Linked DNA regions of Homo sapiens: region 1 is linked to region 2. The links are chromatin loops, found by intact Hi-C in ENCODE. Cell type or tissue: CD4-positive, alpha-beta T cell. All regions are shown on one strand. Each heading gives the region's core, and the rest is flanking DNA. Links, peaks and the distances in the headings are about the cores only.

Region 1 (9,248 bases), core at 429-8,428, 150 kb before region 2:
TTTGTATTTTTAGTAGAGACAGAGTTTCACCATGTTGGCCAGGCTGGTCTCGAACTCCTGACTTCAGGTGATCTACCTGCCTCAGCCTCCCAAAGTGCTAAGATTACACGCATGAGCCACCGTGCCCAGCCAACTACTGTATTTTCATTTGGCCTAGCACTGTTCCCTGAAGGTTTTACCCAAGCCCTTCTATATAATCCTGAATTACATATAAGATTTTTCAGGGCAAGGATCACATCCTAGTCTTTGCTCAAGAGACCACTGCCAAATGTGAATTGGTGCTTTGTAATGATTTGAAGACTTAACTAAGTTTGCCATCAACCCTAGATTTCAGTTCTCCTTTTCCTTTTCTTAGTTAAAACAACAGTGAGAATAAGGACTGATGAGAAAATGATCACAATGTAGTTTAGAAGATATTAATATTAATAATTAATTCACAGATACAGCATTTTGAATTTTGCATAAACAAAATGAAGGAATTGCTAGACCTTGAATTGCTAAACTTAAAAGCATGACCATTTGGCCTAAAGATATAACAAAGAGCCAATTTGTTAATTAGTTACCTGAATTGAGTAGGTAGTATCTGATATTTAAAGCTACTTCATGGTCAACTAAACACATTTTTTTCTTCCTCAGAACTCTATCTTGAAAAAAAACCAAAGTCCTCTGCAAAAGGACATTTCCTGTTTGTGAACTGTGCGGTGCTCTTCCTCAGGCCCGGTAGGCCAACCCCACTGTGTGTCTGGGTGTCCAGCTGGTACCCAGTTTGCTCTAGAACCTAGAATCTGAAAACAGCTCAGTGGGAACATCAGCAGATGACACAGATTTTTTCCAGAGAGTTAAAATGAAAGTCCCAGGGTGCCAAGATTCATCTGCTTCTTCCTCAGGCAGAGAAAATCTAAGTAGTTGAGTGTCTCTATGTGGCTTTGGCAAATTACATTAGCAGGACTTTATTTGTAGTTTCACAAATAATCTCGGGAAAGCTAGAAGGCACCAAACTCCAGTCCTACTATTAAAGAGCAGGACAATCAGATCCTCTGCCTAGATTTTCTTTTGTCTTTTATTTGTTTGTTTTAGACAGGGTCTCACTCTGTAGCCCAGGCTGGAGTGTAGTGCCACAATCATGGCTCACTGCAACGTCAACCTCCCTGGCTTACAAGATCCTCCTACCTCAGCCTCCCAAGTAACTGAGACTACAGGTGTGTGCCACCACACTGGGCTAATTTTTTTAATTTTTTATTTGTAGAGACAGGGTCTCATTTTGTTGCTCAGGCTGGTCTCGAACTCCTGGGCTGAAGTGATCCTCCTGCCTCAGCCTCCCAAAGTGCTGAGATTACAGCCTCCCAAAGTGCTAGGCACACCTGCCCCCCGCTGCCTACCTTTCTGTCAAGATGTCCCAGCCCAAGCCAGGGAAGAAATCTGGGAACGTGCAGGTGGCCCTATGGGATTTGAAAAGGCAGTTAGGTCCAGGGAGCTCACTGACAGCATGGATGGAGCTACAGGCCCAGCTCCCTTCAGCCAGCACCTTTGAGGCTGAGGCAATGGGGTGAGCTCTTAGGAGGCCAGCACCACAGCTCAAACAGGAAAAACACAGCACCATGCCAGGAACTCCAAATTCCAAATGTCTTGGACATTTTTAAAAGGAGTCCCTCCTTATCCATGCTTTCATGGCTTTCATATCCATGCTTTCCTTAACCATGCTTTCATATCCATGGCTATTTTGTATTTATTTTTACATGTATTTACCTTTACAGAAACTTGTTTTGGTCCCCATGGTAAGGAAACATTTCTAGTTTATTTAAACTTTTAAATGTTAGGAGGCAAGGCTGTGAATTCAAGTATGAAGTCCCTCAAGATACAATGTGCCCTAGCAGGCTCTCATGCTGACTTCTCCTGCTCCCAACCTCTTCCCCAGTTGCCAAGTTCTGGCCTTAGTCCCTGCTACCCTCAAGAAATGACAGCTTTTGTACTTGTGTCAGTAGAAGGGTTTGGGTCTATCAGGTCATGGATCAGAATTTTAGAACACTTCTAAGGGCCAAGTCATTCCCTGCCCTAGGCAGAATAGCATCTCTGCTTTTATTGTTTGTTTGCTTGTTTGCTTTTCAAGACAAGGTCTCTGTCGCCCAGGGTGGAGTACAGTGGCAGGATCACCACGGCTCACTGCAGCCTCAACTTCCCAAGGCTCAGGTGATCCTCCTGCCACAGCCCCCTGAGTAGCTGTAACTACAGGCACATGCCATTGCATCCGGCTAATTTTTGTATTTTTTTGTAAAGACGGGGTTTCATCATGTTGCCCAGGCTGGTCTTGAACTCCTGAGCCCAAGTGATCTGCCTGCCTTGGCCTCCCAAAGTGCTGGGATTACACGGGTCAGCCACTCACTGTGCCTGGCCCATCATGTTTGTTCTTAATAGGAAAAAATAACCAGGTTTATGGCTGAAATGTCTTTGACATGCTTTGGATTCCAGGAAAGAAAAAAATAAAATGTATTTAGATTCAATGAAATGCTGGGGAGGTGGCAATTTCTCTTTCCCTCTTCTCTACAGAGCACAGATTGGCTTTAGAGTCAGACAAACCTGGGTTTAATCCTCATCATTTATGAGGTCTGTAACCTTAAACAAGTGATTAATACTTAACCTAAGAATTAGCTTCTTTTACTATCAATGGATTTGGGTAAGGAACAAATGAAATGATGCATATCAAGCACTTCAGAGCTTTCTTGGCACATAAGAACTTATAGAGAATAACTGTTACTGCCAGGACCTCTCCTGCCCCTGAAGGATTCTAAGCCTCTGCAGCCACAGCAATCAGATATATAATTGTCTTCAGGGCAAAGCTTGCAAATATGGACTCAGGCTCACCTTTGGGGAGCCACCATGACAATGGGCAGTGACAGTAGAAAAAGAGGTTGTAGCGGAGAAGGTGTCGGGCAGGTCCTGCTCATTTTTGGCAGAGGCCTGAGAACTCTGCACACAGTTGGTTTCAGCCTTCTGTTCCCCAGCCTTCTCTAAAGTAAAGAGAGAACATGGGTAGACGTGTGCCCTTCCCACTTCCGCACACCTATTTGGGGAGGACTTAACGCTGGTTGGCTGCAGCCATCACTTCCTCTCCACATCCACACTGCCTTTGAGGCACGTCCTACATCCTAACTTCTGTGTCCGGAAGAGGGGAAGTGCATGTGGAACATGGCTGCTTCTTTACCTCAGACCTCGGCTCCGTGCAGCTGGGGTCTGAAGAGCCCCTGAGTCCCTGTGACTTGACACTGACTCCTGTGAGGCCGTAGAGATTTCTCAGCTTATTTGGTGAACTTTGTTGGAAATGAGTTGGGGTTTTGGCCTAATTTAGCTGCCGAGTTCTGTTTAGGAGGAAGGCAACTAATGAAGATGCAGAAAGGGGAAGAAAAAACATGTTTCATCATGGGAAAGGTGTTACCACAGACTGACCAAAGTTTCAGAAAGACTCAAGCCTACACAGGCTTGGGAGCCCAGTGTGAGGAAGACACAGAGGCAGAGGGGCGGGGGCTGCAGACCCAGGGTTGCCCTTCTCCTGGGCTACTCCACCTGTGGGCAGCATGATTTCTTCCTTTTCACAGTTCAGGGAGAGCATCCAGCCCTTCTATCCTCTCAGCCCCCACTATCTCCTCAGCTCTTCACAACCTGACTTCCGCCTCCTCTGCCCACTGCCCCAGCTCGGCCATGACGTCATCATGGTCTTCAGCTTCCCCTCCCCTCCAGCAGCTCTCCGCACCGTCCACCTCCCTCCTTGAAGAGCTGAGTCAGATGTGGCTGACCGCAGTGGTCTCACCTTCCTCCTGCCTCTCTGACATTTTCCCACAGTCTCCACTGGCTCCTTTTCCCCAGGGCTCCAGCTGTCTTTAATTAGGGCCTCCCCAAAGTTCAGTCCCCATTTATTAAAGGCCATATCAGTTGTCTTCAGATTTCTGCTCTCGGGAGACAATATGGCCAGAAGCATGCCTTGAGAGTCACTTGTATGAAAGTGTAGGGGTGGATGAGGTTACCACTCCATTTCCTGTGGCAGTCACGGGTGTCACCAGCCTCCCAGTCACTCTCCTTTGTCTCCATGTGAAATGCCACATTGTATTTGGCATTTATCCACATCCATCCTCTCTTCCTGTGGCTGCCTTAGCATTATTTCTTGCCTGAAATATTGCAATAGCTTCTTGTATGTTTCTTTGCTCTGCTAGAAACCACTTCTCTAGAATTCAGGACACCTCTCCCCCATCTTCCTTCCACCATTCTACGTCCCAGCGGACAGAAGTGGAAGGAGAGAGCAAGAGAGAATCTGGAAAAGCAGTGGATATAATAAAGAGATGTCCACAGCTGGGTGCGTTGGCTCACGCCTGTAATCCCAGCCCTTTGGGAGGCCAAGGCGGGCGGATCACCTGAGGTTAGAAGTTCGAGACCAGCCTGGCCAACGTGGTAAAACCCCGTCTCTACTAAAAATACAAAAATTAGCCGGGCGTGGTGGCAGGTGCCTGTCTGTACTCCTAGCTACTTGGGAGGCTGAGGCAGGAGAATCGCCTGAACCTGGGAGGCAGAGGTTGCAGTGAGCCGAGATCATGCTGTTGCACTCGAGCCTGGGCAACAAGAGCAAAACTCCATTAAAAAAAAAAGAGATGTCCACTTACTAAGCAGATTGTACTAAGCAGACAATCCAAACAGGGAGGCGGAGAAGTATGAGAAACTGTTTAGTGACAAATGACAATCAATTCTAAAGTAGAAAGTCCAGTGTTCTGTGTGAAAGGGGACTTCCACAGCATTTAATGACCCTGGACTATGTCATGAACTATATGGCTTTAATAGTACTGCAGTGTGATGAACTATTCTGCAAACCTTTTGCGTGCTAGGAATTCTAAGGATGAAATGGCTACAGAGCAAACTGCAGCTGAGAGAAAACTGCTTGGAGTTTGGACAGAGGTGGAATTGAGTGTCCACAGGCCAGCTGAGGAGGTGGTACCCAGCACTCTATGAACCCTTCGCTCAAGTCAGCCTGGAGTAGGAGGTGGGAATGTCAGGACAGAGGACTAACACCCCATGAAACAAACAAAGGCTATGCTCATTTTTCTGTCATAAATTTCAGTCTCACAATAAACCAGCAAGTTAGGCATTGCTCTATAATCACTTTGCAGATGAGGAAACTGAAGCTTTTGAGAATTGGAGGGACTTGTGAAAGTTCACTCGGGTAGCACAAAACACAGTCAGGATTTGAATCCAGGATTTCAGACCCCAGGCATGTTGCTTCCTTGGTCTAAACACAGAATAAGCGGGGAACAGGCAGTTAAGTGCTTCCATAGAGCTCAGGGGCCTAATGGGGAAAAACATCACCAAGGTGCCTCCAGACCCAGGCTCTGATCAGTGAAGACCCCCCAGAATACCCAGGGGAAGTTGGTACTAGCCTCCCAAAGCCACTCTCCTGAGTGACATTGAGAGCATCCTATAGAGAAGGCCATGAGAGAGATAGCACTGGGACAGATGGTGTCAGCAGAGGGGACTCCAGACCACAGCAGAAGTGACCAAGCTTTAGCTTCCTTAGATGGCCCCAAGGGTGGGAGGCTTCACACAGCAGTAACCTTCAAGAGCAATAGGAGGCAGTTGGTAGGTGGAGGTGGATGATAGGAGGGAGGAGGCCATGTGTGAGTGCTTACAGAATTTGCAGGGTCTCCATGCAAAATGAAAATATGGGCCTCTTATTCTGAATTATTAAGAATTTTAAGATGGTGACAGCAAAGAAAGCAAGGGTGGGGACTTTCTAAGCATGGGCCCCTGTGTGACTGCACAGGTCACACACATGATTATATACTGTATCTGGCTTAATTTCAGGCTGCCATCATAAATGTGTTTATGGAGAAGGCATGTTGAAAGGGAAAGGTGCTAGCCAGAACAAAGATTCTGACTTCTCTTTCTTCCCCAAATTCACTCAGACTGGCTGAATTATAATAGCCACCAAGCAACACACCTTTCCACATAAGAAAAATGAGGCTGCAAGACTCACAGCCAGCTAGAGGAAAATCAAGATTCAAACCCAAATCCCTTAACTCAAAGCTCTCTCTTTCCCGGTACCCTACCTATGACAACTTTGAACCCTGTAAGAAATACAGACTTTAGGAGCTTCTGGTAGGGAATGTGATAATTCTGTTCTAGGTCAGTGTTTCTCAAACTCCAGCCCTTTACTTACTACTTTCATAATTTTTAGCCATATTTTCAAACCACCAATGCTGAGATTTGCTTAATATTTCTCTCTCACTGATTCATAATTTTTTTTTTTTTTTTTGAGACAGATCTCTCTCTGTCGCCCAGTCTGGAGTGCAATGGCACGATCCTGGCTCACTGCAAGCTCCGCCTCCTGGGTTCACGCCATTCTTCTGCCTCAGCCTCCAGAGTAGGTGAGACTACAGGTGCCCGCCGCCATGCCCAGCTAATTTTTTTGTATTTTTAGTAGAGACGGGGTTTCACCGTGTTAGGCAGGATGGTCTTGATCTTCTGACCTCGTGACCCACCCGCCTCAACCTCCCAAAGTGCTGGGATTACAGGCATGACACACCGTGCTCAGCCTGATTCACCATTTTAAAACCTACCCTCATTATAAAAAATGCTAATAATGAAATTGTGGATTTGGTGTGCTAGTTATACTTTTAAAAAAATGCACATTAGAATAAATAAACACTGTGACTCAGATATTCTAATTCTATAAGTTTATCCTATAAATATGTTTACAGACGTGTGAAATGATGTATATACAAGAACATTCCTCACAATATGATGATAGTATACAATTGGAGACACTGTATTGGAATTGGAAAATGGGGCACTCATTATACGACAGAAAATTACACAGCCATAAACAAAGAATGAGGAAGCTTTCTATGTACTGATAAGAGACTGTTGTTAAAGAGTGAGAAGCAGAACTTTACCTCTAATGATATGTGCGTAGAAGAGGAGGGGACAGAGGGTCTGCATTTGCATATGCTTAAAATCTTCTCTGAGGGAAGAATACCAAGAAACTAATAAAAGTGGTTTCTGATGGGCAGGAAGAGTTTGACACTGAGAGGAGGAAAATTTTTTGTATTTGTTAATTTTTGAACCATGTGAATATATTCTTTTTCCAAAAAAATTAAGGAACTAAAGTAAAACAATAAATATTATGATAAAAATGTGTGTCCATGTAGTGCCTCAAATGATCTCGCAAGCTCTTGATGGTATATATCCCTGCATGGGGAACCACAGCTCTGATGCGGTCAGTGGGATGATGGCCCTGGTGTGTGCTGTCAACCTCTCAAGTAGGTGAAAGTCCTGGACAAGCTAAGCCCAACCCTAGTGCTGAGAAGGAAGTGAAGGAACCCATCATTCTGGGAGGCTCTTCTGTCAGATGATCTGCTGATGAAGGCCATGTTGCTGACTGTCCTGAAACCCAGAAAAGAGTCTAAGCCCCAGAGTGAAGAGCCTGTGTCTCTTGGTGGAGAATGTGCAAGCCATGTCTGCGTTGGTAGTTGAACTGTGACCAGATGAAAAAAAAAAGACTGAAATAAAGACTTTCTAGACAATGTCTTCTAATCTGAGCCAAGAGTTCTGGGGAAATGGATGGGAACACTGGTCAGTTCAGAACGAGAGCCCTGGATGACAGATAATAGTTGCTATGAACAGAAGACAATCTTTGAGAGCTTGTTTTGAATTGGGGAATGGTGCCAGTTTCCTGCTCTGGCCAATAGAGAGATTACCCATGTCTCTGGCTAGGGCAGGTTGTTGAGTCAAGAACCATCTGACACAAGAGTTGGGTGCACTTCTGTTAATGCAGCCTAAGATTGCATTAGCTGTTTTGGCAACCACATGATTTTGTTGACTCATACTGAGCTTGCAGTCAATCCAAATGGCTAGGCCTTCTTCTGATGGACTGCTTTTAAGAATTGTCAAGAATTGTCATCTTCCGATGTTTGGGCAGTTGGGTTTTTAAACTTAGGAGCCGATCTTTACATTTGTCTTTATCAAACTCCATTTGGAGCTTTTGTGAATCTATATGAGTCAAGAAATATTTTAATTCTGATGTACATGTTGATACTCTCTCTCCAAACTTTGAGCTATTTGTGAATCTGATTCAAGGTGTTTATAGAAAGGTTAAAAGCACAAGGTGACATTAATATGTTAAGAAGATTCAGTGAACATAATATTTAGCCAAGTAAATTGTCTAAGGAATATCTTGGCCAAATATCTTACTGATATTGGTAGATGGCACCTTCCCAATTCACCTACCAGGAAAATCCTCTCAAAAAAAGAAAAAGAGGGCAGGGTACGGTGGCTCACACCTGTAATCCCAGCATTTTGGGAGGCTGAGGTGGGCGTTTCACCTGAGGTCAGGAGTTTGAGACCAGCCTGGCCAACATGGAGAAGCCCTGTCTCTACTAAAAATACAAAAAATTAGCCAGGCGTGGTGGTGCTCGCCTGTAATCCCAGCTACTTGGGAGGCTGAGGCAGGAGAATTGCTTGAACCCGGGAGGTGGAGGTTGCAGTGAGCAGAGATAGTGCCACTGCATTCCAGCCTGGGTGACACAGCGAGACTCCATCTCAAAAGAAAGAAAGAAAGAAAGAAGGAAAGAAAGAAAGAAAGAGAGAGAAAGAAGGAAGGAAGGAAGAAAAGAGAAAGAAAGAAAAGAGAAAGAAAGAAAGAAAGAAAGAAAGAAAGAAAGAAAGAAAGAAAGAAAGAAAGAAAGAAGGAAAGAAAGAAAGAAAGAAAAAGAGGTTTGGTTTTGTTTTGTTTTTAGAGACAAGGTCTCTGTCTACAGGCTGGAGTACAGAGGTGCAATCATAGTTCACTGCAGCCTCAAACTCCTGGGCTCAAGCAATCCTCCTGCCTCAAACTCCTGATTAGATAGGACTACAGGTGCTCACCTTGACACCCAGCTAATTTTTTTTTCTAGTAGAGATGGGATCTTGCTATGTTTCCCAGGGTGGTCTCAAACTCCTGACTTCAAGTAAATCCTCCCACTTCAGTCTCCTAAAGTGCTGGGATTACAGGCATGAGCCGCTGTACCTGGTCAAGAGTTTGTTTTGACCTGACTTATTTTGAGTAAACTCATGCTAGTTCCTAAATGTAATAGCTTCCTTTTGGTTTGTAAGTGCCTTTGTTTAATAATCTGTATTTTATAATTATTTCTAGGGCTCAGCCCATAAGTCTTTGATACCACTTCTAGAATTCACAGCTTTTAGAAGACTGGACTCATACTTGCCCATACATCCTG
Region 2 (9,248 bases), core at 516-8,515:
CTGTTCTTTCAGAAGCTACTGTTAAAATTTTGACATGCATGCTTAACCATTTATTTTCCTAACGATTTCTAAAGTTTTTGTTGTTGTTGTTGTTGTTGAGATGGAGTCTCACTCTGTCGCCCAGGACGGAGTGCAGTGGCGCCATCTTAGCTCACTGCAAGCTCCGCCTCCAGGTTTCACGCCATTCTCCTGCCTCAGCCTCCTAAGTAGCTGGGACTACAGGCTCCCACCACCACGCCCGGCTGATTTTTTGTATTTTTAGTAGAGACGGGGTCCCACCGTGTTAGCCAGGATGGTCTCGATCTCCTGACCTCCTGACTTCGTGATCCGCCCGCCTCGGCCTCCCAAAGTGCTGGAATTACAGGCGTGAGCCACCGCGCCCAGCGGATTTCTAAAGTTTTTTAAAGTCAGTTATCCTCCAGCCCCAAGACTGCTTTATCTACCTAATGTATTGGGAGTCATTGTTATCTAGAATTTTAGTTCCATATTTATCAGAACATAAAACTGTTACTATAAAATCAATGTGTAATTTGACTTAACATAATTTATCAATTTTTGTTTTTACCATTTGTTTCTTTAATACGATGCTTTCATTCTGAATTCACTTTTCTTCTTGCTACAATGCATCTTTTAGTAGCTCTTTCAATAAAAATGTATGCTTGTTAAAGTCAGTTTTAAAGAAAAGTTTTCTATTTCATTATTCTTGAATTGTCACTTAGCTGGATATAGAAACCTATGTTGCCAATTATTTTCATCTCAGTCCTTTGGTGATATTATTGCATTGGCTTCTCGTTTCTATTGCTGCTAATGAGAAGTTTGGTGTCTAATTGTCATTTTTTTTTTTGAGATGGAGTCTTGCTCTGTCACCCAGGCTGGAGTGCAGTGGTGCAATCTCGGCTCACTGCAACCTCCGCCTCCTGGGTTCAACCAATTCTCCTCCCTCAGCCTTCCGAGTAGCTGGGATTACAGGCGCCCGCCACCATGCCCGACTAATTTTTGTATTTTAAGTAGAGACGGGGTTTCACCATGTTGGCCAGGCTGGTCTCAAACTCCTGACCTCATGATCCTCCCGCCTCAGCCTCCCAAAGTGCTAGGATTACAGGCATGAGCCACCACGCCCAGCCTAATTGTCATTCTTTTATGGGTTATCTGTGTTTTCTCTTTGGGGTGGCTTTTAAAATTTGCCCTTTATCCTTAATGTTAGGTGTCTTCACTACAGTACATCGAAGTATGAATTTGTTTTCATTATTTTGCACTTAATATGCAACTTCACTTTTTAAAAATTCTCTGTATCATCTCTACAAATATTATTTCCAGCATTCATTTTATTCCCTTTCTGAAATTACTATTAGATGCATCCTTCGTGTGTTCTGTCTATATATTGCTATGTAACAAACACACCACTCTAAAACATAGTGCCAAGAAGCAATAACTATTAATATTGTATTATGCTCACAGATTCTGCACCATAGATATTTGAAACAGGTACATCAGGGATAGCTTGACTCTATTTCAGGATATCCAGGGTGTCAGATGAGAAGACTTGAACAGTGGGTGGTCACTTGAATGACTGGAGGATTTTTTACTCACCTGCCTCTGGGCTAGAGGGACAGAGGTGGCACTCTGCTGGGACTGTAGATTGGAATGCCTACACATGACTTCTCCATGTGGTTTCGGTTTCCTCACATCATAGTGGCCTCAGGGTAGTCAGACTTCTTACATGGTAGCCCAGGGCTCCAATAGTGAGTGTTTTGGCAAACAAGGTGGAATGCATGAAATTTTATTGCCTAGCCTCACAAGTCATATATAATGTCATTTCCACCTTTACTTAGTCACAAGCTCACCCGGTTTGGGAATGTGGGAACTAGACCCACCTCTTAATGGGAGGAGTATCAAAGAATTTGTGGCCATGATTTGAAACTGCCACAATATGTCTTTTCTTTGATATCATGCTGAATTTTGGGTCATTTCTTTACTTTCACTATTCAATAATTGTTTCTCTGAGCAGTTTAGAGTTTGTCTCAAACTCCCAGCTCAAGCAGTCCTCCTACCTCAGCCCCCTGAATAGCTGGGACTACAGATGCATGCCACCATGCCTGGCTAATTTTTTAAAAATTTTTTGTAGGGACGGGGTCTCCCTATATTGCCCAGGCTGGTCTCGAACACCTGGGCTCAAGCAGTCCTTCTGCCTCTGCCTCCCAAAGTGTTAGGATTACAGGCATGAGCCACCATGCCTGGCCTCCATTTTCCTATGTAATTATTTTTCACATTTATCTTTACTTTATTCATGTCTTTTGTGTTTGTTTCTTAACCTTTGATTCTTTTTTATTTCTTTATCTTATTGAATGTATTTATTTTAAAGTCAGTTTAAAATCTGGATTTCTATTTCAGTGGGAATGGATCATCTCCAGGAAATGAAAGATTTCTGTAATATCTATCTATATACATAGGTAAAAACCCTCCACCCAACAAATAGATATTCTTTTCAAACACACATTAAACATTTATATAATTTGAGCACATACCAGGCCAGCTATTTCAAAAATCACCACAGTACAGACTATATTCTCTGACCAAAATTTAGTAAAGTTAGAAATCAATTTTACTAAGTTTGAAACTTAATGACAGACTCATAAATAACTCATGACTTAAAAATAAAAACCATTTAGAAAAGGGTAACAAAGAAAATACTGCATGGAACAACTTGTATAATGCAAGTAACTCAGTCATTTGAAAGAAATGTATGGTATGAAATGCATTTATTAAAAATGATTTCAAGTAAATGAGCAAACACCTACCCCTAGAATCTGGAAAATGAACAGAGTCATTTCAAAAAACAAAAAAAGGCCGGGCATGGTAGCTCACGCCTGTAATCCCAGCACTATGGGATGCCGAGCTGGGCGCATCATTTGAGGTCAGGAGTTCAAGACCAGCCTGACCAACATGGTGAAACCCCATCTCTACTAAAAATACAAAAAAATTAGCTGGGTGTGGTGGTGCACGCCTGTAGTCCCAGATGCTTGGGAGGCTGAGGCAGGAGAATCACTTGAACCCGGGAGGTGGAGGTTGCAGTGAGCCAAGATTGTGCCACTGTACTCCAGCCTGGGTGACAGAGCAAGACTCTATCTCTAAAAAAAAAAAAAAAAAGAAAGAAAAAAAAAGTAAAATTGATTAAGAAATTCAAAAGTGGGTTCTTTGAGGAAACCAATAAAATAAATAAACCTTTAACAAGCCACATTGAAAAGAAGATAGCATAAATAAGCAATATGAGGAATTCAAAGAAGAATATAGATATATATATAGTAGAGTAGAAATTAAAAATACTGGTTATGCCAGAAATTTTGTAATATTGTGTGATCTTATGTCAGTAAATTGAAAACTGAGGTGAAATCCACAACTTACCAGAAAAATATAAATTTAAGAGTTAACTCTAGAAGAAATATAAAATCTGAATAAATCAAGCATCATAAAGATAATAGATCAATAGTCAAAAGTCTCCCAATAGTCTCCTCCCAGTCATCCTTCCATCCCTTGCCAAAGAAGCCAGGCCAGATGGTTTTACAGGTGAATTTTATCAAATTTCATGGAACAGACTATACTAACTCGCACAAACTATTTTAGACAAGAAGAGTAAAGGCTACCCGGTTTCTTTTACAAAGTTAATATAATCTTGATACCAAAATAGGACAACTCTATAGACAAAGAAAATTACAGATGAATCTCACTTTTTAACATTGACACGAAAATCCTAAATAAAATAATTATGAAATCAAATCCAACAAAGTATACAAAATAATACATCAGGTACAACTAAAATTTGCCCCAAATGTAAAGATGGTATTATGATTTTAAAATCTATCTGTAATCTACCTTATTACCAGATTAAGGTGAAGACCCATATGCTCATCTCAATGGATACAAACAAAGCATTAAAAATTTAAGAACTATAATTTAAAACAAAATGTCTTAATTAACTAGAAATATTAACTTCATGAGGGTATATATGAAGCATCTATAACGTATTTAATTATGAGACTATAGAAGGATTCCTATAGAGTCAAGAATATAGCAAGCCTGCTGAAACCTCTATAATTAAACATCATACTACAAGTTCTAGTCCCTGTATTTATGAAAAGAGAAAAAGAGGTATTCAGTGATTAGCAAAGAAGAATAAAAATATGTGTGCACAGCATCATTTCTTAGCCAGAAACTCCAAGAGGCTCTATAGGAAAAAAAATTAGAATGACTAAGTGTTGAGTATGGTTAAATGCATGATCGATGTGAAAAATCAATAGCAATCCTATATACCTAAGTAATAGGAAATCCATACACCTATGTAATGAGAGGAAAAGATCACATTTATACTTGCAACAGAAATAATAAGATACTTAGGAACAAATCTAACACAAGTGTGCAAAACCTTTATGAAAAATGTTATAAATAGCAAAGGGCAAAAAAGAGATTGTAATAAAAAATATGTAATATGTAATACTAAATTCACAGAACAGAAAATCAATGCTATAAGAAGTATGATTCTCCACAATTCAGTGCAATTTCAATCAAATTCTTAACAACATTTTTTTGTGGAACTTGACAAGCTGATTCTAAAGTTACTTATAGAAAGAATAGTTTTAAGAAGAGCCAAGACAATTCTAAAAAAATTAAGAAAGTGTAATTTGCCTTTCCAGAAAGGAAGGTTCCTTGTAGAACTGTAGTAATTAAATAGTACAGTGGTTGTAATATGAAGAAAAGCTCTGAGGTAGACACATGTAAATATGAGACCTTGACATATGATAGAGGAAACATTATAAACCTAGTGGGTTTGGGGAATACTGACTTTCTATACTAAAAAAAAGAAAAAAATATTAGATCCCTTTCTTATACCTTATACCAGCAATTCTCAAGCTTTTGGGTCTCAGGACTTCTTTATACTCTTTTTTTGAGACAGAGTTTCGCTCTGTTGCCCAGGCTGGAGTGCAATGGAGTGATCTCAGCTCACTGCAACCTCTGCCTCCTGGGTTCAAGTGACTCTCCTGCCTCAGCCTTCTGAGAAGCTGGGATTGCAGTCATGCGCCACCACACCTGGCTAATTTTGTATTTTTAGTAGAGATGGGGTTTCTCCATGTTGGTCAGGCTGGTCTCGAACTCCTGACCTCAGGTGATCCACCCAACTCAGCCTCCCAAAGTGCTGGGATTACAGGCATGAGCCACTGCGCTCAGCCTATACTCTTAAAAATTACTGAAGGTCCCATAGAGCTTTTGTTTATGTGGGTTATATCTGTCAATATCATATTAGAAATTAAAACTGAGAAATCTGTAAAACACATTAACAGATAAGCACACATTCTATTAGGCATCAGAGTGATGACATCATTATATGTTGTGTAGCCTCTGGAAGACTCCACTGTTCATGAAAGAATGAGAGCAAAAAAGACAAATAACATTTTAGTATGATTATGAAAATAGTTTTGACTTTCTAGGGCTCCTGAAAGGGTCTTGGGGACTCTACAGGTATCCCCCCACTACAGTTTGGGAGCCTCTGGTATAAACTGAATTCCAGATGGAAAAGATCTAAACCTGGAACAAAGTAAAAACTTCATAACTATTAGAAGAAATTATAGGAGAACACACTTCATGATCACAGGGGAAGGAAGGATTACTTAAATGTAACATCAAAAGCACAAATTATGAAGGAAAAACCTAATAAATTTGAACACTCCAAATTTAGTACCTCTGTTTGATAAAATATCCCATAAACAAAATTAAAAGGAATGCCACAGTCTGGGAGAAGATAATTGTAACATATATTAAACAAAAGATTAGTATTCAGAAAACATATATTACTTTTGTAAATAAGAGAAAGATAATCTAATAGAAAATGAAGTAAAAAAAAATATGCTCAACCTCACTCTAGTAATCAGATAAATACAAATCAAAACATCCATGAGATTGGTGACTCTAAGTCTGGCAATGTCATGTGTTGGCAAGGATACAGGGAAATGAAAAAAATCTTACTTTCTGTTGAGATGTAAATTGATACAACTACTTAGGAGAGCAATTTGGAAATACGTTGCCTAGTTGAAAATGCAAACATTCTAATGATCCAGAAACGTCTATAATTTAGAAAAAAAGGTTGAAAACACATATAAGGAAACATTTATTCATGTATTTATTGAATAAATATTTATCAAGTTCCTATATAAACCAGCATTATACGAGGCTATGGGAATAAAATGATGAACAAGACTGTTCTCATGAAGTTGAGACAAACTTATGAATAAACACATATATCACGTCAGGCAGGGTAAAGGGATAGGGGCTGGAAGTACTATTTTAGGTAAGATGGACAGGGAGGGCCTCCCTGAGGTGAATTTGAGGAAACTTAGAGAAGTGAGGGAACAAGATCTGTGTTTATGTTCTAAGGAAAGTGCACTTCAGGCAAGAAGGAATGGCAGAAATGTGCTTGAAACACTGGAAGAAAGGAAGAAGGCCCATGAGGTGGAGTGGAGTTAGTGACTGGAAAGTGGCAAGAGATGAATCTGGAAGATAGGCAAAGGCTACATCACATAAGGCCTTCAGGCCAAGGTAAGGAGTTTGGACTTTTTGGCGGAACGAGAAGCCATTGGAGGGTTTTGCGCAGGCATACCGTATTAGTCCGTTTTTACACTGCTGATAAAGACATACCTGAGACTGGGCAATTTACAAAAGAAAGGTTTATTGGACTTACACTTCCACGTGGCTGGGGAGGCCTCACAGTCATGGCAGAAAATGAAAGTCACATCTCACATGGCAGCAGACAAGAGAAGACTGAGCTTGTGCAGGGAAATTCCCGTTTTCTAAAACCATAAGATCTCGTAAGACTCATTCACTATCACGAGAACAGTGGAAGAAAGACCCGCCCCCATCATCCAATCACCTCCCACCGAGTTCCTTCCACAACACATGGGAATTGTGGGAGTTATAATTCAAGATGAGATTTGGGTGGGAACACGACCAAACCATGTCAGATACTATTGATCGAAAGTGCATTCTTAAAAGGCCACTCTGGCTGTTCTGTGTAGAAGAGACTGTAGGGTGTAGTATTATTAGAAAACAATTGCAATCATAGGAAAGTGATGTTGGTCACTTGGATTGGTTGAAAGTGTTGAGAAGTGGTTGGATCCAGAATATATTTTGAAGCCAAAACAGACAACTTGATGGGGATTTGAGATGTGAGGAAAGGGGTTCAAGGATGACTGAAGTTTTTGGCGGAGCACCTAGGCCCAGTGCCTGGTGATGTCATTTACTGTGAGAGAGACTACTATACAGTGAAAAAGGATAGGAAGGGATAGTTGTTGCAATATTTGTTTGTATCAACAAAACACTAGAAACAACCCAAGAATGAATGAATGGGAAGAAACTGTTATGTATTCATTCTGTGATAGACAGTACAGAAATTAAAATGACTGACTTTATATCAATATATGGATATATTTTGACTGCAACATTAAGTTGCAGCATATTATATCCATATGATACTGTGTGCATATACTTTTAAAAAACAATACAAGATATTGTGTTTTTCTACAGTTATGTCAAACAAAAGCATATCAACATGGACTAGCAGATTTGCACCAAATTCATGATAGTGATTACCTCTGGGGGTAAAGAAAGTAAAGGAATTGTGCTAGGAAGGACATATGGGAGACTTGACCTTTATCTTTATTTCTTTAAAAAATACTTTGATGGAAATATGAAAAGACAGTAACATTAGTTCATTTGGGGTGATAAGTACGTGGATGGTTTATATTATTGTTCATACTTTGAAATATTTTGTTTGTTTTCATGAAAGGACAAAGAAAGACTGAGTGATGTGAGTGATGTCTAGGAGCATGGGCCCAAGCCAACCTCATGCAGCAGTGCAGCAGAGGAATGACTTCCTGTGCACTTGAGGGCCTGAAGGAGTTGACAGCCTGGCAGCATCCAGCATGCTCTGACAGTCAGATGGTTGATGATGGTGATCTGCAGACTGCCAGTGCAAGGAGAAGGTGGCTGCAGTATGTGTGGCAGGGGTCCCTGAAACCCCGTCCACCCCCTACTGCATAATACAATCCCCAAACTCTGAAAATGTAGATACAATCCAGAGAAAGGCAGAGAATTTGCCAAGATTATATGTTAAGATGGAGGCTTGCAATTGAAGTTGAATTTATTCACAGAAAAATTAAGTATTTCATAAACATCTAAGTTTATAGTGCATGTTTATGTTAGGAAAGAAGGAAGCAAAGATGGATAGTGATATAGTTAAATTTCTCACTGGGGAGAAAAGTGGGTAGTCTTGGGTGGAGAAAGAGGAAAGGGGAAAGGCCTAGTCAATTGAGAGAACAAATGTGGTGACAATAATGAAATGAGGTGGATGGAAGGCCAGAAGCTGTGATCAAATGGTAAGAGGCATGAATCTGAAATTTGGGAGGTTGAATGGCTCCAGCTGATTTTAAGGTCCTGGATGTGGCCACCAGACTAGCAGGCTGAGGTAAATCAGAAGTGGAGACAACTGTAGTCTCCCTCTTTTCTCCTGATTTATATTTAGTGATTTACAAAAGAAACGTTTTCCCTTTATTTTCTAAACTGTGATCATGGATGGATCGGTAATGAAAGTATTCTTCTCACTGTTCAGTACTTTCTTATTCCATGGAATTACAGAAATCACAGAATTGTGAAGCTAGAAAACTCTCAGGAGATTATGGGTTTTCCTCCTTTTCTAAAAGTGTCCGTCAGAATTATGTATGTGTAATCCTTCTTGGTAGAAAGTGTCTTTAATTTGTTGTTGTTGTTGTTGAGACGGAGTCTCGCTCTGTCGCCTGGGCTGGAGTGAAGTGGCGCGATCTCGGCTCACTGCAAGCTCCGCCTCCCGGGTTCACACCATTCTCCGGCCTCAGCCTCCCGAGTAGCTTGGACTACAGGTGCCTGCCATCACGCCTGGCTAATTTTTTTATATTTTTAGTAGAGATGGGGTTTCACTGTGTTAGCCAGGATGGTCTCGATCTGCTGACCTTGTAATCCACCTGCCTGGGCCTCCCAAAGTGCTGGGATTACAGGCGTGAGCCACCGTGCCTGGCCGTCTTTAATTTTTTGAAGTAACCTACTTAAATCTCAAATTACTTTTTATCTAAGGTAAACTTATTATTTTAATTCAGCACCACTCTACTTACCTGAGTTGCAACTTCTCTCTTTGGTTCCTGCATTATAAACACACACACACACACACACAC

What was found. Hi-C counts contacts between places; a loop is a spot of excess contacts. Peaks named below come from ENCODE experiments on the same cell type or tissue, not always from the same donor. Only the 100,000 strongest peaks of a DNase experiment are listed, where the experiment ranks them.
Region 1: it touches region 2 in a loop (2.0-fold over the local background); 2 of 110 quality-filtered maps call a loop at or near these places.

Annotation. Positions count from the first base shown.
Region 1 is chr1:183,598,898-183,608,145 of GRCh38, reverse strand. It overlaps a transcript of NCF2 not described here. Among named protein-coding and RNA genes, the nearest start is that of NCF2, 13 kb to the right of the region's middle. RefSeq lists enhancers at 3,377-3,466, 3,618-3,912, 8,257-8,756. In CD4-positive, alpha-beta T cell, for the core only: no CTCF peak of the experiment used is centred there; DNase peaks (open chromatin) are centred at 3,145, 3,445, 3,725 and 7,805; H3K27ac peaks cover 453 bases.
Region 2 is chr1:183,447,043-183,456,290 of GRCh38, reverse strand. All of the region lies in intron 2 of LOC105371646 (a long non-coding RNA gene), which reads right to left. Among named protein-coding and RNA genes, the nearest start is that of SMG7-AS1, 20 kb to the left of the region's middle. In CD4-positive, alpha-beta T cell, for the core only: no CTCF peak of the experiment used is centred there; no DNase peak of the experiment used is centred there.